Regions from separate parts of the Homo sapiens genome. Here region 2 is linked to region 1. Evidence: read pairs that join two places in POLR2A ChIA-PET (ENCODE). Cell type or tissue: HepG2. All regions are shown on one strand. Links, peaks and the distances in the headings refer to the core of each region. The heading gives the core; the rest is flanking DNA.

Region 1 (8,000 bases), core at 1-8,000:
TGACACCACTGAGCTGTGGCCTGGCACCCTGGACTGCCTGAATGTCGCTGTTTTAAGATACCGCAGGTCAGGTCAGGTTTCTTGCCACTTGGAGCTGCAGTAAAGGCAATGGCCTGAGAACGCTGCTCTCTCAGGAGTGCTAATGCCTCCACCTGGGAGATGCTTGCGGGTGGGGAGCGTCCGTACGGAGCCCCGGGTTAACCCCCAGGAGCCGAGCTGACCTTTGTCAGTGTAACAAGCAAGCATGGACGCTCCCTGTGCACCAGGACTCAGCAGACCGGGCGCAGTGAGCTCTCCCCAGATATCCGGAGGACCCGGAAACGGACCTTCCCCTGGGAGAGAGACTGAAACACCATGCCCCGCCAGTGGCCCACCCCAGCCCCACCCAGTTGGCAGGACCACGGTTACCTCGATCTGGGGCAGGAAGGTGTGAAGGGAAGGCAGGTCCGGCAGGCTGGCAGTGACCTCCAAGAGCCGCTGGGCCAGGGCCTTCCACAGCTGCAGATCCTGCAGAGGCCGCTGGAAATGCTGCCACAGCTCCACCGCCGCGGCATTGCGCAGCCTCGCGCTCTTCACCTTCAGGCTGCAAGGAGCGTGGAGGGAGAAAATGAGGGAGGAGAGAGAGTGGGTTCAGTCCAGGGATGAGGCCTCCGCCAAGACCCTCAAGAGGCCCAGCATGCACTGCTCCCAGGGTGGGCCTTCTCCTGTTTCAGTTGCTGGGAATGTCTGCAGCAGTAGACAGAAGATGTAGCTGGAAGGGACTTTGATTAATATCACTATGAAAAGGCATCAGCAGCAGGCCTGGGGTCTTCCTGAGGACAGACACTGGGGCTCCTTGGGACCTGTAGTCTCATATAATTTACATTCATGGGCAGGATACGGTGGCTCACACCTGTAGTCCCAGCACTTTGGGAGGCCAAAGCAGGAGGATCACTTGAGGCCAGGAGTACGAGACCAGCCTGGGCAACATAGCAAGACCCCATCCCCCCCAAAAAAATTTAAAAATTAGCCAGGCATCATAGTGCATGCCTGTAGTCCTAGCTACTCGGGAGGCTGAGGTAGGAGGATTGCTTGAGCCCAGGAGTTCGAGGTTGCAGTGAGCTGTGATTGCACCACTGCACTCCAACCTAGGTGACAGAGCGACACCTGTCTCCAAAATAAATACATAAATAAATAAAAGGCACGAGTGTTCTCTGATTCTATAGTAGGTATAAAGAGCTGGGAGTTTGGAGCCAGACAGGCCAGCTATATGACCTTAAGTGGCTCAATATTAACAAGCCTCAGTTTTCTCACCTATGAAATAGGCAACACAGTGCTCCTCTCATATAATCATTCTAAGTGTTAGATGAGATGACACATGGAGACATTATTCTTCCAGTAACGGAAAAATAATTCATTCAGACTGGCCCTCCCACTGAGTACAAAAACAAAAGATGAAAAAATTGCTTGATCAAAGTTTTAAAAAACAAATAATAGAAATGTGAGTCTAACCAACTTTGACCCTGAGGGCATTTGCCAATCTGGAAGAAATAGCTACAAAACTGAGTTAGGGTTTTGGCAGCCACTCAGGATAAGGGTCTATCAAAAATGGGCAGATTCTGAAAACAGCACCTCACATGAAGCTGGGATCGCAAAGGTCCATGCCCTCAGGATAAAAGTGCACTGCAAGCAAGCCAGTCCAACAGACGGATGGCCCAGCTTCATGACCAAGGAATACAAGCCTTGAAGATAAATTATGGAGACCCTAGACCAGTCCTGCCTGCCCCCAGGCACCTGGAAGAAGCAAACAAAACCCTTTCTTGAGTAAGATACCGTCATTCTAGGCCCATTTAATTTCTACGAATAATTTTTCAAACACAATGTCCAGCACCAAGTCATAGGAAACCAATACCTGAAATCTCAGTGAGAGAAACCAGAGGGAGAGGAAGACCCTTGGCCACTCTGTCTCCCTGCCTACTTTGTGCACAGGAAATCCAACCCCCCAACCCCAGCCCGACCCCTACCTTAGCATCCCACGGGGGATCCAGGCCACTGCCCCAGTTTTATAGATGTAGGCCTGAGCACGCTGTGGGATGAGAGCCACACAGCAAAGGTAGGAGCTCCCTTTGTTCATTCTGAAGGAGCTCCCTGTACCAGGCAGAGGTAGGAGATGCACGACAGCTGCGTGGACAGTTGTACCATGTTCAGAACACCTCGGAGGCTCATGCAGTGAAGACAGGTAACAGATTTCAAATCAACACTTTGCTCGGTTCCACACAGGGAGGATACAGGGCTGCTGCATTTGCTAAACTAGGAAGCTGGAGGTCCTGCTGTGCCTGAGCCCGGGGGCTGAGGGACACGTGGAGGCTGGTCTGGAGACGGCTCAGATGTTGAAGTCAGCATCCGAAGGCAGGGGAATGGAGTCTGTCTATTGAAAAGCCCTCCCTTTGGGCCATCACCCCTCCCCAATGCTAACCTGCATGAAGAGTCATGATAGGATGGGTGGCTGAGCCACTAGCCTGGATAAATGCAAAGTTCAGGCCTCTTTCTGGGAGCAAATGCAAAACAGTCAAAGGGGACAGTGTCTGAGCCAAGTGAGAACCTCTAAAAGCCAGTCATTGAGAGGTACAAAGAATGATTTAGAAGTTACTATGTTGTAGGAGAAAGCAAGCCCGCCTTCTGGAGATGGGGAAATGTGGGTTCCAGCACACCCTGAGTCCCACCACCCTTGGCCTTCCCAGATACCTCTGATACTCCTGGATGGTAGCGATGACACTATCAGAGAGTGGCTTCAGGTTGTGAGGGAAGACGATGAGCTCCTTCAGCTGGGCTTGCAGCCGGTCCACCCGGGGCTCCTCCGAGGCCAGCGCCGCCCGTGTTGCCTGCAGCACATGACGACACCGCAGCGGGAGGTGAGGCTCCTCAACAGGATAAGTGTGTGTGTGCAGGAGGGTGAGCGTGGCCAGTGGAGGTGGGCTAGGCTAGGAAGAAACTGTCACCAGGGGCAGGAACTGGGGCCCCACTCTTGAGCTCAGCCCCTACCCTCCCATCTCTAGCTCCATGACCTGGAACTCAGCCTTTACTGTCTGGTGCTGGGCTACAGTTCTGCTCTTTATTGCCCCCTACCTCCCAGCATTGCCATGGCAAACACTAGCTCCTAATGGTACAAATAACTAATACTCAGGGGACACCAATGCCAGGCTGAGCGCCCTGGGTGTCCCATTCGTTTAAGCCTCACAACAGTCCTGAAAGGCTAGTCTCCGTGTCCCAATGTTATTTACAAGGAAACTTGGGCTAAGAGCTCTCTGACGGTTGCAGAGTCTGTAGATGGTGGACCGGACATCAGAGCAGGGCCTCTTCATGCCTCTAAAGGTGCTTTGTGAACCCGGTTATTATTCTCGGCAGGCCTAGAAGCTATTTGCATGGACTATTCCTAAGCTGCTTCACTTCAACATGTGCAAACACTCCAGACACAGCCTTTCACTGCTGTCCTGGGAAGTTCCACGTTTGACCTTGATCTGCAGGACTCTCAGCCCCTTGCTTGGCCCTGCTCAGTAGGAGGCAGGGTGGGGTAGTAGAAAGTGCTGGGCTTTGCCACAACACAGAGCTGGCCTGGAGACCCACCTCTGTCTTTTCCTAGCTGTGCACTTTGGGCTGTTTCCTCTTTGATAAATGGGGCCACTCTCACCAACCACGTGGGTCGGGTGATATTGACAAGGCACTTGGTACAGAGCAGGGATGCATTAGTCCCTCCCCATCCCCAGCTCCCTCAATCCCAGGAGGCAGCCTTGTGCTTCTGTCCTTCTTGACCATACCGACCTCTGACCGATCCTCCATTCACAGGGAACCAGGGGCAGCTCCAATTAGGCTTAGCCTGGGGTGACCCACGGATGAACAGGGTTTAGAGTATTAAGCTCAAGGGAGAAAGCACAAATAGAGGGAAGGATTTTAGGCAGCAGCTGGGGCAATAGGGGCCACTATGTAGGCAGAAGGACACAGAATCTGCCCAGCCAGCCCTGTTCATTCTCAAAAATGTTCCTATTGCTATTCAATTAGTTAGCAAACATAATGACGTCTATGAAAGTTTTCACGGAAGACCAGACACAGTTGGTTTGTGGGAACTGGCAGGTTGAAAATCATTCATGAAGAAGCCCAGCACATCAGTGGTCAGGAAAGCTGGCCGGCCTGCAGGAATTCAGCAGGAAGGGCAAGGGTGCAGAGGGTGAGCAAGACTGGGGGCTGTCCCTGGAGAGAGGCCTGTCCAGGCCACTGGAAGGCCCATCATCAACTTGAAGCAGTGCTGGAACACCCAGGGCCCTCATTCCTGGGAAGGACGCTGCCCCATGGCTGGGTGGCCTGGCTAAGCATGACCTTTTTCTAGGCTCAGTTCCCTCCTTGTAAAATAAGACCACATCCCTTCCAGCTCTGACATGCCATGCTGGGACCTATAATGTTGTCAGGTTTAGTTTGCTGATTCCTTGGGAGGCTCAGGAGGGTGGACCCTGCCAGGTAGTTGCATTTCCTGACCAGACGCTGGATAAGCTACAAATCCACCCTGACTTCAACCTTTGCTGCAAACAGTCTCCCTGAAACAGATGAGGGTCCTGTTCCCGTCAGCAGAGGGATAACACAAGTCATACCCAGCCCTCTGCTCTCTCGGGAGCATCCCAGGGTTGCAGTCCCAGGGGGGATGGATCCACTGATGTCTGGATTCCTGGTCTGTTCCTCTTGCTATGTTAATTTTCTAGAACTGGGAGCCTGAGCTGGCCCAGTGGTTGGAAGCATATGACCTTGAGTCAGATTGCCTGGGTTCAAGTTAAAATCCCTGTCTCCACCTATTGGATGTATAACCACAGGCAAGTCTCCTAGCCTCTCAGTGCTTCATTTCACACATAACAGAGGTTAAAGTAATTTTCCGAAAGCCACTCAGTTAGCAAGGGGAGAAACTAGGACTTAAACCCAGCTAGTCTGGCCCCAAAGTCCCCATCCCTCACCACTGTGCCACACCACCTCCAAGGCGCATTGAGGCAGACAGTCCTAAAGCAGGGGACAGTTCCCTTTGGAGGAAGGTGATAACTGCAGGGTAACCTGTTCTGCTACAAGATCGAATGAGAAGACAGCCCTTTGTTTCTCCCTACTAAAAATATTTTTGCGTATGAGCAGAGATTAGAAGGAAGAGAAAACATATAACAACAGTGGCAGAGTGCAGGTAAGATCTGGGATGGCTTCCCTTGGAGGTATCTCCTCTCATGAAGTCGTGATCCTGAGTTAACAATAAATAAAGACAGAGGTGGGGAGGGCCGTTGCTTCTTATTTTAAAACTCTCTTTATCCACAAGTCAAGCTTCAGTTCGTATACCTCGGGGGAGGGCTGGGGAGCCTCTGATGGGATGTCATGTCGGGGTCTGGGAAGCACCCCCCACCACCGTGGGCCTCTGCTGCTTGGCCTCCTAAAGGCCCATGTTTGTTCCCCATGATCTCCACATTAAGAGTTTCCCCTTCTGATCCAATATTCCCTGTTCCACGCAGAGGAAGCCCACACCTTATCCCACCACTGGGCAGGAGAGTAGCTTTGAGGCCCAAACCTGGCTGCCCAATCCCCCTCTGCTGTTATTTATTCACAGACCTACCATGTGACTCTAGGGATGTTGGGGAAAAAAGTCTCTGTAGGCCCCAGCTTCCTCATCTAGAAAATGGGGATAAACACCCAACTTGTCTACTCCCCGCTCAGGGAGCTGAGATACCAAGAATCCCGGAGAAACAGAGTGAGTGTGCTCAGGGCTCAGCCCGATTCTCCATCACAGAGGAGGTCTGAGTGCCAGGACCCTGGGCACAGACAGCACCCTGGGCTCCATGACTCGGCCAAGCACGCTTACCGAGTAGCGTCTCCAGTGTGCCACCAGCTCGTCCTCGGTCCCCGCTTTCGCCGCAGGCTGCAGGCCCTCCTGGGCCAGCCTCTGCAGGACCATCCTGAACTCACTGAGCTCAGCCTCCAGCTGCTTAATCTGCTGCTCCCAGGCTCCCCTGGACCGGAGCAGGCCCCGCAGCCGCTCCTCCTCCTCCTCCCAGAGGGCGCGCAGCTTCTCCAGAACTTTCCTCATCTCTTCCAGTTCTCCGGTGATCTTCTCTGCACCCAAAGGAGAGGTGTTCCGAATGACACCCGCAGACTGCTCCTCCAGCGTCTCCAGAGACTCCTCGCCCCTGGGAAAATCTTTGGCAATGTCCTGAAGAGGGTAGAGGGGTGAGGGAAAAACAGGCAGGGAAAAAGAATACAGTTGCTGCATTTTCCAGAGCAGACCTGGGACTGCCCTGCAAAACACTGATTCCTGGAGTCCTGCGTTAGAGCCAGAGAGGGGCCTTCCCAAGGGCTGGACTGTCTGCCTTAAGTAGCATGGACTCACAACCTGAGAACCCTATTCCTTCCCCATAAGTCTTTTTCAAGCCATTTGATTAAGTCAAGGAGAAAGTCTCTGTTGGGTGCTTCTGTCTTGAACACTTTCTGACATTTGTTTATCTTCCTTTCCATGCCTTCAGCTGGAAACAGTGTGGAGCCAAATAGAACCAAATGGCTCCGTTCGGTTTCATTGTATTTATTTGTGTGGTTATCTACCTATTTGGAATTGGCACCATCTTTTCCATTTATGACAGTGATATGTTTTCTTTCTAAATAAATAATCATCAGTTTTTTTAAAAATGAGTCCATTTAAATACAAATATTAAAGAAATAGTTCAGATACTGCACAGTTGTGGCAAAATGTATCAAGTGGTTCTTGAATTATTAAAGACATTTTACCCACTCAGTTTATGGAGGGAGTCAGAGGCTCATTGAAAGCCATTCAGCAGGTGAAAAGTGGGGAGCCCACGTCTCCCGATGGCAGACCTGGCGCCTGCACCACGGTTCTTCTCCCTTGGCACCATTGCCACGTGGGCTGGATCGCTCTGTGCTGTGTGGGGCTGTCCTGTGCACTGTAGGATGGTTTTGCAGCATCCTTGGCCGCCACCCAGAGGCAGTAGCAACATCCACCCCCTCTACCCTCTTAGGACATTGCCAAAGATTTTCCTCAGGGCGAGGAGTCTCTAGACACTGCCAAATGCCCCCCATTGGAGACCCACCAGCCTAGACCATGCTTCTGTGGTCCTGGGTTTCCAAATGCTCTGCTGGCCAGGGATTTCCATAAAGCCTCTGAGGACCCAAGCGTTTAGACTAGATTCCACACTTCTCCTCACGGGGGTCTGTGGGCCATGGGTTCTTATATATTCTGTGGCACCAAGCACTGTCCTATTAAAGAAACTATGACATAGGTCAGGGTGTGGTGGCTCACACCTGTAATCGCAGCACTTTGGGAGCCCGAGGCTGGCAGATCACAAGGTCAGGAGATCGAGACCATCCTGGCTAACATGGTGAAACCCTGTCTCTACTAAAAATACAAAAAAATTAGCTGGGCATGGTGGCGGGTGCCTGTAGTCCCAGCTACTCAGGAGGCTGAGGCAGGAGAATGGTGTGAACCCAGGAGGTGGAGCTTGCAGTGAGCTGAGATCGCGCCACTGCACTCCAGCCTGAGCAACAGAGCAAGACTCCATCTCAAAAAAAAAAAAAAAAAAGGAACTATGACATAGAACCCACCCTCTGTGACTGTCCCTAGGGTCCCTCTGGTTGAGACACAGCTGGGGATTACCTGCAGTGTGGAGAGGCGCTGCGTGATGGGCAGCTTGCAGTTCCGCCCCAGGCAGCCATTCACCTTCTCCACCACCGCCTTCAGCCACAGTTGGAACTCGTCCACACCTGCCTGGTACTCCTCATGCTCCCGGGCCACCTGCTCCAGCAGATCTACACGCTTCTGTGGGAGGAGGAGAATCACCAGCCATGAGGGTCCCCAGCCCAGACAGCCCAAAGGCCAGAAAGCCCGTAGCCTGCCTGGGTGTGTGTGTGTGTGTGTGTGTGTGTTAGCAGGGGGTGCAACCAACCTCTAGCCCTTTCTCTAGACACAAAGAGCTCTCAGATACTCTGTTCTGCCTTACAAA
Region 2 (15,181 bases), core at 1-8,000, 96 kb after region 1:
GGCCTGGTAGAGCCTGGGGCTGTGCAGAGGCCCATGGGAAGGAAGCCCGCCTGGTGTGGCATGGAGGCTTTGTTCATCTCCAGGGACTTAAAGAGAGCGCTTGTCTAGAAACATATCTTTACGGTGGCAGAGGTGGGAAGAAGGATGCATTTTCTCATAATAAGGGCAAAAAGGACAGAACGGCTCTTTTCCCCAGAGCTATTCTAGAGGCTTGTTCTTCGTTGCTTATTTAATCTCCTTGAGTTCCTCTCGAGAATACTCTAAAAACAGACTTCCTCCATGAGGTCAGGCTAGAACTGATGGAGTTGCCCCTGCTCCCCTTCCCCAGAGGTTTTGGAAGGGGAAGGAAAGCTGTAGCCCCACGCCCCCACCCTGGGGACTGCCCCATCAGATTAGAGCACTGCTCCTCAGCAGTCACCCACCTCACCGTGTTAGAGAAAAGAAAAATAGATTATTCTCAGAAAAAGGTTATTACATTAATTGTCTGCTACATCCCATGATACCTTTATGTCTTCTGTAAGCTAAGGGACCTTAGGATCTAAGAGGAGGTTAAAACACATCCATTTGAGCCATTTGGTTTAGAAATGAGGGAAGCAGGAGCACTAGAAGGATCTACCTTGCCCTGTAGACAGAGTCACCATGAATAAGTCACTTCATACTGCCTCTGGATGGATACAGGCCGTGGACCAGAGGCCGGGTCTGCAAAATTGTCCCTTGCCATCACATCTAGTGAGGAGTGTGATACGTTTTCACAATTTTGCTTCTTTTGGCTTTTCCTTGAATCTGCCTGTGTGCCCTTAGGTTTCATCTGAAAAGCGAAATGATGAGAAACTTATTGATGGGAAGCATCAATGTAAGAAACCTCTCTAGAATATGATTGGAGCTAGGAAAAGGCTGCCAAGTGAATAATTTGACTCATGCTTATGAGTCATAGTGAGATCATATCAAAGTCACTAGGGAACTTATAAGTTGAAGGAATCACTGGGCTCTACGAGGAATGTAAGTCTTCTTTCTCAGAGTTAATTAATAATTTTTTTCTATATGCCTAACAAATCTCTACCAAGTAGAAAATTGAAGATGCTATCTAGTGTAAGTCTGAATAATTTTGATGGTCTGCATAATTAGAATTCACTGTGAGAATTAGAGCAGAGACACAGAGGTTCCTTGTGCAAACAGCAGTATCACGCACCTATTTAAAATGCAAGGACTGCTTCTCGGGTTTAAATGCACCTATTTAAAATACATTAGGCCTGTATTAGTGTGATTATATTGGATATTTGTCATAGCTTCAGGGTCTGTGTGATTAGACCCTTAGAAATCAAGTTATTTTAGAAGATTAAACATTTTATGATTTCAGGTAGTTTTTATTTTTTTCATGGATTGGTAGTTACATAAATGGCATTCTGCTTCATTAAGCTATGAGTTTTAGAGATATCTTAGGACAGAAGATAACTTTTAAGTTGGGTTTCGTTTTGTTGGCAGTGTTTAATTCACTTGTGTAGAATCTGGGAACCGAAGCTTTCCTTTAACTTTTCAAGCCATAGCAGCCAGCTTAAGAGAGAATTCTTGTTACATTTGTTAGGTTTACTTAGATATTTTGACATAAATTATATTTTGAGAAATCAGGTCCCTTGTTTGTGACAGGAGGGACTGTGCTAAGGGTAGAGGAATGACTTGTGTCGGCAAGGTTTCATTGGTGCAGATTGATTGATTGATTGATTGATTGATTGATTGAAAAAGGGTCTTGCTCTGTTGCCCATGCTGGCGTGCAGTGGCCTGATTATGGCTCACTGCAGCCTTGACCTCCTGGGCTTAAGCAATCCTTCCCACTCAGCCTCCTGAATAGCTGAGACTTCAGATGTGCACCACAACACCTGGCTAATTTTTTTATTTTTTAGAGACAGGGTCTCTGTGTTGCCCAAGCTGGTCTTGAACTCCTGGCTCAAGCGATCCTCCCACTCTGGCCTCCCAAAGTGTTAAGATTACAGGCATGAGCCACTGCGCCCAGCAGAAACAAATTTAAATGTGAGGTGAGAAAGCTTTCATGTGGGTTCCTGAGAGCCACCGACAGGAAAAGATATATATTAGGGGATGGCCACACAAAACACTGATTGTTTTAAAAATTTAACATTCCACTTAAGAATTGTTTAGTAAATCTAAAAAGCAGCTTTAAATTGTGCCTAAGAACCATATAATAGCTACTATGAAGCAGAGCAGAGGAATGGTGAAGAGAAAAGCCATTTTAAGGTCCAGGGGCTTACAGAGACGCATGGGGTGACCAGGTGGACTCTTGTAAAGCCACATTCCTGTCTTATTTCCTGAGAGTAGCATCACTTTAGGTCTGAAAGCTATGTGGGCATTTTGCGTGAGGGGAGCATTGTTTTCTTGGCGGTTGCCCTGGGAGCCCAGTGCAGGTGAGCTGAGGGCAGAGTCTCCCTTAGGGCAGAGATGCCACTGAAGGTGCACCTCACCTCAAAGATCCCTATCCTGGATTCAGTCAGAATAGCCATGTTATTCTCCTCCTTGTGAACCTCCCGGGGCACCCGGTTGTGTCACAGTGAAGTCTCTCCTATCCCAGAAAGCCTTCCCTGACCCCAGACGGAACAGACCCTTTAATCCACTCTACAGCCCTGTTCTTTGTTCATCACTCCAGGACCTAACTGCCTGTTACTTGGCTTTATTCAGATCCCCTCTGGCCAGCATACAGAGTGCCCCAAAAAATACATTTAGAAAAGAGTGAAGAATTTCCTTTCTTCATTCCTTTTGGATTAGTCACAAGAAATGTTAGGCTATTACAGGTTACAGCCTCGCAACACCGCAGTAGCTAAGAGCCGGGACTCAAGTCACCCTCCCTGGGTTTGCATCCCAGCACTTGCTGGGTGTGCTACTGACCTCAGACGACTTAGTAACCTCCCTTCCTGCTTAAGTGGGCAAATAGCAGATGCCACCGACCTCAGGCGTGTTACAAGCTTAGATGACAGCACCCTGTCGAGACCATGGCTCATAATGAGCTCTCACTGTAAGTTGACCTTGACAGTTAATGTTGGATTACACCTGGACTTGGTACCGCGCTGTGGTATCCACCACCGTTCGGAGGGTTTAAGGGAGCAGAGAAGGACAGGCTGATGAACACAACATCGTTCATGTTTGGTTGCCCCTGGAACATAGAGACTCATTGTTGAAGGCAAAGGACAGATCTAATCCTTGTGATGATCTATCAGTGGACTGCCCAGCAGCCCTAGGGGACGGCAGGGCCTTCAGCCAGAAAGAATTCCCTGTAAAGTATCTTTCCTACGATTATAGTTTGACTTACTGCCACCGAGTTTTATTTTTAAAAATACTGCTTCTATTTCATACCAAAGTGGAGAGTCTTTTCTGAACCGATATGTTAGACAGTTATTGTGTTGAGTTATGCTTCAAAGAATGCAGTTTAACCTTGAGCTAATTCTAATTTAGCAGTAGCAAGGATTGTGACACTGGGTTCTACTGTACCTCATTAGCCATTTTCACAGGGATTCGTTTTGCCAGAAAAAGGAGGTAGAAATGTTCGCCGGTTCCTAGGAAATTTGGTGAGCAAATATGGAAAGTATTTCCAGATTATTGATGTGTCTTCACTAGTCCTGAGCAAGCTATCAGCTTTGATCATCACCACCACCGATGAAGCAACCTTCCTGGGGAGGCCATGCTGAGCCCGAGTCTATGGGGACCTCTTCTGGCTCCAGACCCAGGCTGGGCAGAGGCTGAGACTTCAGCTGGGTGTCAGATACCCCTCACCCCTTGCCCTGATCTTGGGGGCGTTAGGGTGCTGTCAGAGTCTGACATAGGTATTAAAATATTTCAAATCTCAAGGAGAACTTCAGAGTTCTTCAGTACATTTACAAGTAAATTGTAATCCTGGGAAACTAGCAGCACACTTCCTGTTATTCTGGCTTCTTAAATTCTTTTGTTTTTTGTTTGTTTTTGAGATGGAGTCTCTCTCTGTTACCCAGGCTGGAGTGCAATGGCGCGGTCTCGGCTCACTGCAGCCTCTGCCTCCTGAGTTCAAGCTATTCTCCTGCCTCAGCCTCCTGAGTAGCTGGGATTACAGGCACCTGCCACCATGCCCAGCTAATTTTTTGTATTTTTAGTAGAGACGGGGTTTCACCATGTTGGCTAGGCTGGTCTCAAACTCCTGACCTCGTGATCCACCCGCCTGGGCCTCCCAAAGCCCTGGGATTACAGGCATGAGCCACCGCGCCTGGCCTTTAAGTTGTTTTTTAACTTTTTTCCATGATTCCTTAGTAAAGTCTCCTTAAAATGATTCTTGGGAGAGCAGAGGGCAAGGGGCAGTGTCAGTTACACCTGACTAAGTTACTTCAGTTCAGGTGCACTTCGTACAAAGTGTGGTGGGATGTCCATGTCCTAATCCCTGGAATGTGTGACTGTGTTACCTGGGGTAAGTTTAAGCTGTGTTTAAGTTCAGGATCTTGAGATAGAGAGATTGTCTTGGATCACCTGGGTGGGCTTAATGTAATCACAGGTGTCCTGGGCAGGAGGGAAGCAGAGGTTGGAGTGATGTACTCTGAAGAGGGCGGAAGGGGCCACAGGCCAAAGATCGCAGGCAGTCTCTAGAGCTGGAAAAGCCAAGGAAACGGATTCTCCCCTGGAGTCTCCAGAAAGAACACAGGCCATGATTTTAGCCCAGTGAAAGTCATTTTAGACTTCTGACCTCCTGCCCTGTAAGATTAAAAATTGGTGTTAAGCCACTAAGCTTGTCATTTGTTACAGCGGCAAAAGGAGACTAATACACCTGGCTGCCTGGATTTTATGGTGGATGCTTACTTGGTATAAGCAGACAGGGGGAAGGGTCAAACAATTATTGAGCATTTAGATCCGTAATTTGTTTCTCACCAAAGATCTGCAAATGTGGGATATTCTCTCTTCCTTTCAGATGATGACACAGAGACTGGGAGGGGGTCAGGTTACTTGTCCAAGGTCACTACCTGGTGGAATTTGAGCTGTGATCAGATCCATATTGTAGCACCCTTCGGAGGGCCGGCTCAGTGAGTGCAGCCGCTTAGTGCAGCTCTGGCTGTGGTGTCCAGAGTGTTCGCCCTGCAGCCCTGAGAAGAACTGAATTTGAGCTTCAGTTGCCTGTTGAAAGAGCCAGGGAGGCCAGGAATTTTGGAAGTTGCCCCTGGCCATCCACTATCAAGTATGTGAAGGAAGCAGAGGGTCCCACCTCTGAGGTCAGACAAATGGAAGGTGAATGCAAATGATGCCTCCTTGCAAATGATGCCAGGGAAAGCCTCCTGGGCCCCGTGTGTTGTGCGGACAGGTGGCCAGGCCAGAGGTCCCACTGGACTTCACTCTGAAATTCCAGACAGCAGGAAGTAAACAAAGTGCTTTACGAGCGAGTTCCCGCGGTCTGCTGGTCTTTCCCTGCACTTCCGTCCGACCTCGGTCACAGCCCTGGGTGGGGTCAGATATTTCTACCCATACTCAGGGCCACCTGTTGCCCCAAGTTCTCACTTCCTGGCAGTGTCCCTCTGCTAGCCCTTGCTGCTGCCCCCACCTTCCTCTGTCTGCCCGCCACCCCCCAGCCTTTTCCTTGGTCACAGTTGTCCTTTTGTTACCTGCGGTTATCAGAAACATGGTCAAATAGGGTATAAGCTTTTAGTATCCCATTCATTTGAAATTTTAACCTCGTTTTTAATAAAACAATGCATGCATATAATTAGTCAAATGATACTTTAAAAACTACAGTAATAATGAAAAACAGCACTCTCCTGCCTTTTGATCCATGGGTCCTGCTCTCTATAGGAAACAAATTTCCATTTCTTAAGCAGTTTCTTCTGTTTCCCTCCATATTTCATTTTCCTTTCTCTTCCTTTCTTTTTTTGTTTTGTTTTGTTTTTTGAGACAGGGTCTCACTCTGTTGCCCAGGCTGGAGTGCAGTGGTGCAATCACGATTCACTGTAACCTCGACTTCCCAGGCTCAGGCGATTCTCCCACCTCAGCCTCTCAAGTAGCTGGGAATACATGTGTGTGCCACTACGCTCAGCTAATTTTTTGTATTTTTAGAAGAGATGGGGTCTCACTGTGTTGCCAGGCTAGCCTCAAACTCCTAGGCTCAAGAGATCCACCCACCTGCTGGGTGGACCCCAAAATGCTGGGATTACAGGCGTGAGCCACTGCACCTAGCCAATATTTTTTAATGTGCTTATATTGCTATTTCTTTGCTAATAAATCAGATATTATCTAATCTCTTTGCCATTTTGATAGATAAGAATGCTCTCATATAATCATCAATCTACCCTACTTCTCACTGTTCCCTATACAATTAGCGCAATCATCAGTCTTTACATTATTATTGACAATATATATGTTAGTGAAATAAATATATATAAATAAGCAAATGCTGTATTCCTTTTTTTAACTTTTATCTCCATTTATTAAAAATTGCCTTTTTTTAGTTGTTTATTTTCTATTTGATTATTTTGTATTGGATTTTTATACAGTGCACAGGCATCTGCCAAATACCTGTCAATAAAGTTTTTCAACAGAAGCATCAGATAACTCATAGTAGCCCTTGCCCCCTGCCAAGCTCCCTCCTGGAATCCTCCACCCTCCAGCTGCCCTCTGATGTCTATCATCATCCTTGCTCTTCCTGTGTTGAGTTTTCTGTTCCCTGTGTCCCGCATCTTGGTCTTTGTGCTTTATTCCTTTGCTCTGCTGGAGCACATCCTGCCAAAGCTTCCTAAAGAAGATGCATGGGTGGTTCACTTTTTGAGACCAGGTCGTTGGAAAAGGTTTCCTTACTCCCATACTGTTACACAACTTGGGTCTGCCTGCTCAGCACAGTAAGACCAGATATCCACACTGAGGCTTCGCAGCAGTAGAAAGGAAGCCATTTATTTGCAGGGCACCATGCAGGGAGGACCAGGAAGCAAATGCTCAAATCCTGACTCCCCTGATGGCTTGTGGGTAAGGGTTTTTAGAGGTGGGGTACATTTCAGGAAAGTGGAAGCTACAGGCATAATCATGAATCAATACATAGAGATTACACATTGGTTTTGGCCTTGAAGGGTGGGATATTGTGAAGGAGGGGTGGGGCTTACAGGTAGGTTCAAAGATGTTCTGATTTGCAATTGGTTAAGGAAGAGAAGCTTTGTTTCCAACTTTGGGGTCCGTAGAAAAGAATATTATCTCAGGCTCATGGGTGTGGCTCCCTCCAGGCCCCTCAGGAAAAAACTTAGAACAAAGAATGAAGTCCAGACTTCAGTCCCCAGTTCCCTTATCTGAGATACACGTGCCAGTGATTTGTTGGGTGGGGGTCCGGGTTTCTAAAAAACTCAGACATATGTTAAGATGGTATCTCAGTTTCTATAGGGAACCAAATATCTCATGGCTAACTTCCTGGCTACTAGCTTAGGCTGCTATTACCTTCTTGCTCACCAAGTTGCCTACTTAATTCTTAGAGCTAGCTGGTGCCTCGAATTTCCCTTGGAAGCTTCATGGGACCAGGGGGCCCTGTTTTGTTCCCTGGTGCACTCCAAGTGCTTAGAATCACGCCCAACAGAGGTAGGAGCTCGCTATTTACTTATTGAATGGATAGACGGGTGTTAGGGCCACAGCTGTAGCCAGACATGGCTCCTCGTAGGCAAGTGAGGGGCGTGGCTGAGAGCACAGAAAGCTCTGCCATGACAGCAGAGTCTGCCTGGGCATCGGGAGGCACAGAGCGGGGGTCTCCTGGGGCTGAGGGCTATTGAGAAGCGATGCCAGCATGAGTCTTAGAGGACAATGAGCCTGGGACCACCAGGCAGCAGCAGACAACGTTCCTTAGTAGGTCATCTTTGCTGTCACACCCTAAGGAGATGGTGTGCAGCTGACAGTTGTGGCCCTGTCTTAAGTGGATAGGGTCCCACAAGATCATGTGTTGTGCTCAGCAGTGATTATGCTGGTAGAACCTGTACCTTTACATTGAGCCAGACCTTGAATGTGTGGCAGGCCCTAGGCATGTCGCACTGCAGGTGTGTGTGTTGCTGAGTTGCAAGTAGCCACAGGACCCCAGACACACCAGCACCACACTTCGACCCATGCACTCAGGGACCCTTGCCCTCTCTGGTTGCTCCCCTGCCCGCAGGACAGCGAGTCAGTGGGTCCAAGGGCTGTGATCACCTGAGCCCTTGCTCTCTTCCTCCCCAGACCCTAATACAGGTAACAGGGTCTAGGAACTCCCTGCCCCAATGTTCAGGATCTGCGTCCAGGCCCATGAGCTTCTAACCCAGTCCATGCTCCTGAAGAAAGGCAGCACCACCACCCTGGGTGTAAGGACCCCTCTGCGGGAAGGGTGTGGGGTATTGTGGACAGAGCCTGAACACAGAGCTCTGTTGCTCACACTCAGACCCCTCTGGGTGCTGCACGTGTGACCCAACAAAGCAGGTCTGGACGCTCACTGCTGGCCGAGCCCAACTAACAAGAGTGACATCTGATAGAAAGAAAGTGAATTTATTACCCAAACTAGTAGAGGGGAGGCAGCCGAATTCCTGTCCAAATTAACCACTTCAATTTTTAGCAGGAAGGCAAGAGTTTAAAAAAGAAAAACTTGATAAGGAAGGCATGGAAGACTTGGGCTGAGCATAATGTCTGTGTGTCTTGTTTTGGTGGCTGCGTCAGGTCCCAGTCCACCTGGACCTCGGGCTGACATCATCTCCATAATGGCCGGGCTGTTCATCAGCCGCCTTGAGGTCATCCCTGAAACTTTGCAACTGGGTCTCCAGACTTGGTCTGTTTCAAGATCAGCCCCTGGAACTTCTAAGAAGGCACACAATTAGATACTAACATACAGTTAGACAAACGTAAAGAGAGTATGGATGGTGGGAAAGGGAGGGGCATGGAGTCTATTTTGAGGCTAAGGAAAAAGGCTTTTGCAGTTTCCCTCAAGATTGTGTCTTGAAACCCAAGAGAAAGGGAAAAAAGTTTGAAATGCATTTTGAAGTTAAGCTGCCCAGTTACACATGGAAACACGGTTGCTCTCCCTATACCCGCTTAAGGATGTGACCTGGGGTGTCTCTTGCCTCACTTTGCATGCTTGTTTATGCTTCTACCTTGGGGTCTCTCTTGCCTCACTTTGCATGCTTGTTTATGCTTCTACCTTGGGGTCTCTCTTGCCATTGCAGGGGAGAGTATTTGAGGAACAGTTCAATGGGATTTAAGACTGTTTGAGAGGAACCCACAGAGGGGTGGGAGATCACTGGCTTGGGGCATTCTGGGCTGAGCCGTGGGCTTCCTTTTGGTTCTGTCTCTGGGTATGTGTTCTTTTGGTAGGTCTGTGCCAAGAACAAGCTTCACCACTAGGATGGCTGCCTGGGAGCTCTGGAAAGAGAAGTGGACAGCCACAGGACTGGCTATTTGTATCTACAGGCAGGTGGGCTCAACTTGGATGTAAGCATCTGCAGGATTCAGCAGCCAGAGGGACACTGGGACTGGGGCATTGGATTTGGTATCAATCACGCTAACCAGTCTCTTTTCTCCTCCTGCCTCCACAAACCAGTGGTGTGGGCTTTTGTGAAGGAGTCTGCCCCCTTCCTTCATGAAGTCACAGTGGGAGCCTCAGAGCGAGGCATTTGGGAGTAGGCAGTAAAGGGCTAACTGAACAAGCTGGGAGTTCCCAAAACCCTGCCCCTTTCAAAGAAAGAACTGGCTTTTTATCTCCTTCTGGGAGATAACCCAGCAGACCTGGGAATACCCTGCCTAGGAAAGAGTGCTTTTGTGTGCCCAAGGCCCTGGGCCCCATTGGGTCAGTTTGACCTCTGAGGGGCTAGAAACTGAGGAATCCCTGCACTTTGGGAGACCAAGGCGGGTGGATCACTTGAGGTCAGAAGTTCAAGACCAGCCTGGCCAACACGGTGAAATCCCATCTTCACTAAAAATACAAAAATTAGCCGGGTGTGGTGGAGCCTGCCTGTTATCCCAGCTATTTGGGAGGCTGAAGCGCAAGAATCGCTTGAACCCAAGAGGCAGAGGCTGCAGCGAGCTGAGATCGCACACCTGCACTCCAGCCTGGGCGATGGAGCAAGACTCTGTCTCAAAAAATAAAATAAAATAAGGGTCAGAAGTGAACTCTGGGGCCTAAGTCAGTCATATGGGCGCTCCAGCAACACCCTTGGATACCACGGCTCGGTCTCACATCTCTCTCTTGGGTGAGCTTCCGTGGCTGTCAACACTTTGAGTGTGTCATCATACATTGCTGCTGGAAGAAACGCACGCTGTCTGACTCCATTGGGAAGCATATCTGGAAGCTCGTGCCTGGTCTCTCCTGGACTCCACCCTATGCACCATTTACCATTGCTTAAAAAAAAAATCTGTATCCTTTCACTCTACTAAACCAGACAGCAGCTGTTCTGAGTCCTGTGCATCCTTCTACGGAATCATGAAGTCTGAGGTGGTCTTGGGAACCCCCAGCACAGAGGGAGAATCTCCAGGTGGCTGGGCTTGGAACCCCCGAAGGATCATTTCTTTTTTTTTTTTTTTTTTTTTTTTTTGAGACGGAGTCTTGCTCTGTCGCCCAGGCTGGAGTGCGGTGGCGCGATCTCGGCTCACTGCAATCTCCGCCTCCCAGGTTCACGCCATTCTCCTGCCTCAGCCTCCGGAGTAGCTGGGACTACAGGCGCCCGCCGCCACGCCCGGCTAATTTTTGTATTTTTAGTAGAGACGGGGTTTCACCATGTTAGCCAGGATGGTCTCGATCTCCTGACCTCGTGATCCGCCCGCCTCAGCCTCCGAAAGTGCTTGGATTACAGGCGTGAGCCACCGCGCCCGGCCCAGGGATCATTTCTTGGTAACTTCTTACGAATTACCTCTACCACTACCAGGCAGACTTCGTGATTCTTGGACCCATGAACTTTCCCATTGTGCCTGGTGCATAGCTGGTCAAGACTGGAACATGCAGGCAAAGTCTTTTCTAACTCAGGAATGACCATGGAGAAACGAACAGAGTAGAGAAATGGGCTTACAAGACACGGTTCACTCACCTTGGACTTGCTGCCCACTTGTTAGACTTATTTCCTAGCTCAGACCCCTCACTCCCACCCCCAGAAGCTCACACCTGCATCTCTACTCCTTTAAGGATCCAAGCTAAGAGAAACACTTCTAACTCCTCTCTTCCACCTACCTGAGCGTTTCTCAGCAGGGATTTCTTGCCTAGGCTTCAGCCTCCTCCCTTGGCCAGTGTCCTTCGGAAAGACGCCTGACCTCTGTGCCACGTGGTAACCCCAACCCTCATCAACACACAGTAGGGAGACTGCGGAGGGATTGTTTTGTAGCAGGACATTGAGCAAATTGCTTCTCTTCTCTGCCTTTCAAAGACATCTGGATTTTCATTTATTTATTTTTGAGACACCGTTTCACTCTGTCCCCGAGGCTGGAGTGCAGTGGTGCGATCTTGGCTCACTGCAACCTCTGTCTCCCAGGTGCAAGGGATTCTCCTGCCTAAGCCTCCCGAGTAGCTGGGATTACATGCAGGTGCCACCATGCCTGGCTAAGTTTTGTATTTTTAGTAGAGATGTGGTTTCCCCATGTTGGCCAGGCTGGTCTCAAACTTCTGACCTCAAGTGATCCGCCCATCTCGGCCTCCCAAAGTGTCAGGATTACAGGCATGAGCCAGCGCACTGGGCCTATTTATTTAATATTTACATTTGAAGACTTTACCCAGTGTTGACTAATGGTAGCAGAGTTGGCCACTAGAGATACTGATTTAAAGCAGGAGCTTGGGCTGAACCCAGCTGAGAACTAAGAGCTGAAATGAACTTATACTAGCTAGTTGAACTCCAACTCTCATGGAACCGCTTTTTGTGTTTCTAAGTATAAGGGAAAACACTGCTTCCCATTTTTTCCCAATGGGAGGACTTTTGAAAACGTTTTGATAGTTTAAATATAAAAACCTTTATGGATGTGGATGACATAGTCAACTATATTAAATATATGGTACACCAACTATGTTAAATGTGTTTTAACACACGCTTAACATTTTACCAATGAGAGCATTGAGGAACAGAGAAGATGTGTAACTTGACCAGGGACACACAGCTGAAAAAGCGGAAGAACTAGAAAATATAAGGCCAGGCAATTGGCGCTGGAGCCCACAATCTATTAATTTAGCTACATTTAATATATCATCAAGTAATACATTTATTTACAAATGTTGCTTTTCTTCTCAGCTTGTGAAACAACTACTAAAATGCTCTGCTGGAATTTTCAGCATCAGTGTCTCTCATGACTGGAGCACTTTTTGAGCTCTGCCACAAGTTTCCAAGAGCAGCGCTTCTCAAACTTCTCAAACGTGATTGTGCATGTGACTCACCTAGGGATCTAATTCAAATGCAGATTCCTACCGCGCATGTCTAACAAGCTCCCAGGTGTCTCCGCTACTGCTGCTGGTCCACACACCACAGCATGAGAATCAACGTCAAGAGTGCCTTTCCTTGACTTTTTTGAGACAGGGTCTTGCTGTGTTGCCCAGGCTGGGGTGCAGTGGTGTGATCTCTGCTCACTGCAACTTCCGCCTTCTAGGCTCAAGCGATCCTCCCGCCTCAGCCTCCTGAGTAGCTGGGATTACAGGTGCACACAACCACGCCCGGGTAATTTTTTGGTATTTTTGGTAGAGACAGGGTATTGTCATGCTGCCCAGGCTAGTCTCGGCTGCCCAGGCTGCTCCCGAGCTCCAGCGACCCACCCGCCTTGGCCTCCCAAAGTGCTGAGATTACAGGCAGGAACCACTACACTCAGACTACCTTTACTTTTATTTAAGTTTTCTGAGCTGGAGCAGTTTTGAATCCATGTATGACCACTTCCATGAGCATTTTATCTTAAGCACATTAGGACACTGAATTTTTTTTTCTGTAGGTGTTTAACCATGGTCTCTATGATGTAACTACCCATCGATTTGCTTTTTAAAGTGATCTTTAAAAGGCTTGTTTACCGTATGAAAGAATGCTCAACATCACTAATCATCAGAGAAATGCAAACCAAAACCACAATGAGGTATCATCTCACACCAGCCAGAATGGCTATTATTAAAAAGTCAAAAAACAACAGATACTGGCCAGGCTGCAGAGAAAAGGAAACCCTTATTGGTGGGGATGTAAATTAGTTTACATTGTTTGGTGGGAATGCAAATTAGTTCAGCCACTGTGGAAAACAGTTTGGAGATTTCTCAGAGCATTTAAAACAGAACTACCATTCCACCTAGCAATCCCATTACTGGGCATATATCCAAAGGAAAATAAATCATTGCACCAAAAAGACACATGCACTTGTATGTTCATCACAGCACTATTCACGATAGCAGAGATATGGAATCAACCTAGGTGCCCATCAAAGGTGGATTGGATAAAGAAAATGTGGTATATATACACCATGGACTACTATGCAGTCATAAAAAAGAATGAGATAATGTCCTTTGCAGCAACCTGGATGCAGCTGGAGGCCATTATACCAAGTGAATTAATGCAGAAACAGAAAACCATATACCACATGTCCTCACAAATGGAAACTAAACATTGGGTACATATGGATGTAAACAAGGAAACAGTAGACACTGGAGACTACTAGAAGCGGGGAGAGGGAGTCGGGAAAGGGCTGAAAAACTACCTATTAGGTACTATGCTCAGTGATGGAATCATTCCTACCTCAAACCTCAGTGTCATTCAATATATCCGTGTAACAAACCTGCACATGTACCCTCCCAATCTAAAATAAAAGTTGAAATTATATATAAATATAAAAATATATATGTATATATAAATATAAAAATATATACATATGTGTATATAAAAATATATACGTGTGTGTGTGTGTATATATATATATATATTTTTTTTTTTTTGAGACGGAGTCTCGCTCTGTCACCCAGGCTAGAGTGCAATGGTGCTATCTCAGCTCACTGCAACCTCCACCTCCTGGGTTCCAGTGATTCTTTTGCCTCAGCCTCCTGAGTAGCTGGGATTACAGGCATGCACCACCACACCCGGCTAATTTTTGTATTTTTAGTAGAGACAGGGTTTCACCATGTTGGTCAGGCTGGTCTCGAACTTCTGACCTCGTGATCTGCCCGCCTGGGCCTCCCGAAGTGCTGGGATTATAGGCATGAGCCACCGCGCCCTGCCGAAATTCTATATTTTTTAAAAGGCTTATTTACAATGTCGTTCAACATTCCAGCTGGGATTACTAGCTGTATCTGGTTTAAACGTGTTTGGCCAAACAGCTCACCTTGAGGTCATTTCAGGCTAATGTGGCTTCCCCAGAAAGACTGTAGTTATTTAAACTAAAGTAATTGAAAGAGTGCCCAGTTATGTAAGAATCTGGAAAGATTAAACAATAAGCACCTATTCTTTTCAAGAGATAGTCTTGGGAAACGTGAATCTTGCTGATGCAGGCCTTTTGCTTACAGAACTCAGCTGGGCCATGCACTGGCTGTGCCCCAGCCCCCGTGGCTTCTTTCTCACGCTGTCAGGCTTGGACCCACCCTCTGCTCTTGTTCCTTCTCTTTGGAAATTCTTCTTTCCTACACATCTACCTTCTTCTCATGATTCAGATCTTAATTCAAAGAGGTCTTTTCTATTGTCCTGGCTGGAGAGCAAACCCCAGCTTATTCCACCAGAACCCCAGTCAGTATCATCTTTTTTTTGTTTTTTTTTGAGACGGAGTCTCACTCTGTCACCCAGGCTGGAGTGCAGTGGCATGATCTCGGCTCACTGCAAGCTCTGCCTCCCGGGTTCACTCCATTCCCCAGCCTCAGCCTCATGAGTAGCTGGGACTACAGGCGCCTGCCACCACGCCCAGCTAATTTTTTTTTTTTTTTTGTATTTTTAGTAGAGATGGGTTTCACCATGTTAGCCAGGATGTTCTTGATCTCCTGACCTCATGATCTGCCCACCTCAGCCTCCCAAAGTGCTGGGATTACAGGTGTGAGCCACCGCGCCTGGCCCAGTATCATCTTTTATTCTTCTTCCTTCTTCATGACATTTACCAATACCTAAAACGAGCTTGTATACAAATGCATGTATGTACACAAGCATGTATGTATATAACTACATGTGTGTGTGAGAGATGGTACAGCATGTTTACCTTTTGCCAGAATGCAACTTCCAAAAGGGCAGAAACTATGTCTGTCTTATTTTTCTAAGGGCTTAACACTATT

What was found. ChIA-PET counts read pairs that join two places held together with the same protein. Peaks named below come from ENCODE experiments on the same cell type or tissue, not always from the same donor. Only the 100,000 strongest peaks of a DNase experiment are listed, where the experiment ranks them.
Region 2: POLR2A ChIA-PET joins it to region 1 with 14 read pairs; 17 of 35 experiments call an interaction of 5 or more read pairs at or near these places.

Annotation. Positions count from the first base shown.
Region 1 is chr14:95,449,523-95,457,522 of GRCh38, forward strand. SYNE3 (spectrin repeat containing nuclear envelope family member 3) reads right to left here. Exons shown (of 18, transcript NM_152592.6): 5 at 7,655-7,816; 6 at 5,855-6,202; 7 at 2,725-2,861; 8 at 409-583. Among named protein-coding and RNA genes, the nearest start is that of SYNE3-AS1, 63 kb to the right of the region's middle. RefSeq lists enhancers at 1,797-2,589, 2,980-3,029. In HepG2, for the core only: a CTCF peak has its summit at 3,108; DNase peaks (open chromatin) are centred at 3,139 and 3,569.
Region 2 is chr14:95,545,058-95,560,238 of GRCh38, forward strand. No RefSeq gene overlaps it. Among named protein-coding and RNA genes, the nearest start is that of GLRX5, 18 kb to the left of the region's middle. RefSeq lists a cis regulatory region at 762-1,052 and enhancers at 2,726-3,601, 12,615-13,114. In HepG2, for the core only: a CTCF peak has its summit at 3,700; DNase peaks (open chromatin) are centred at 3,074, 3,674, 4,984 and 5,404; H3K4me3 peaks cover 1,451 bases.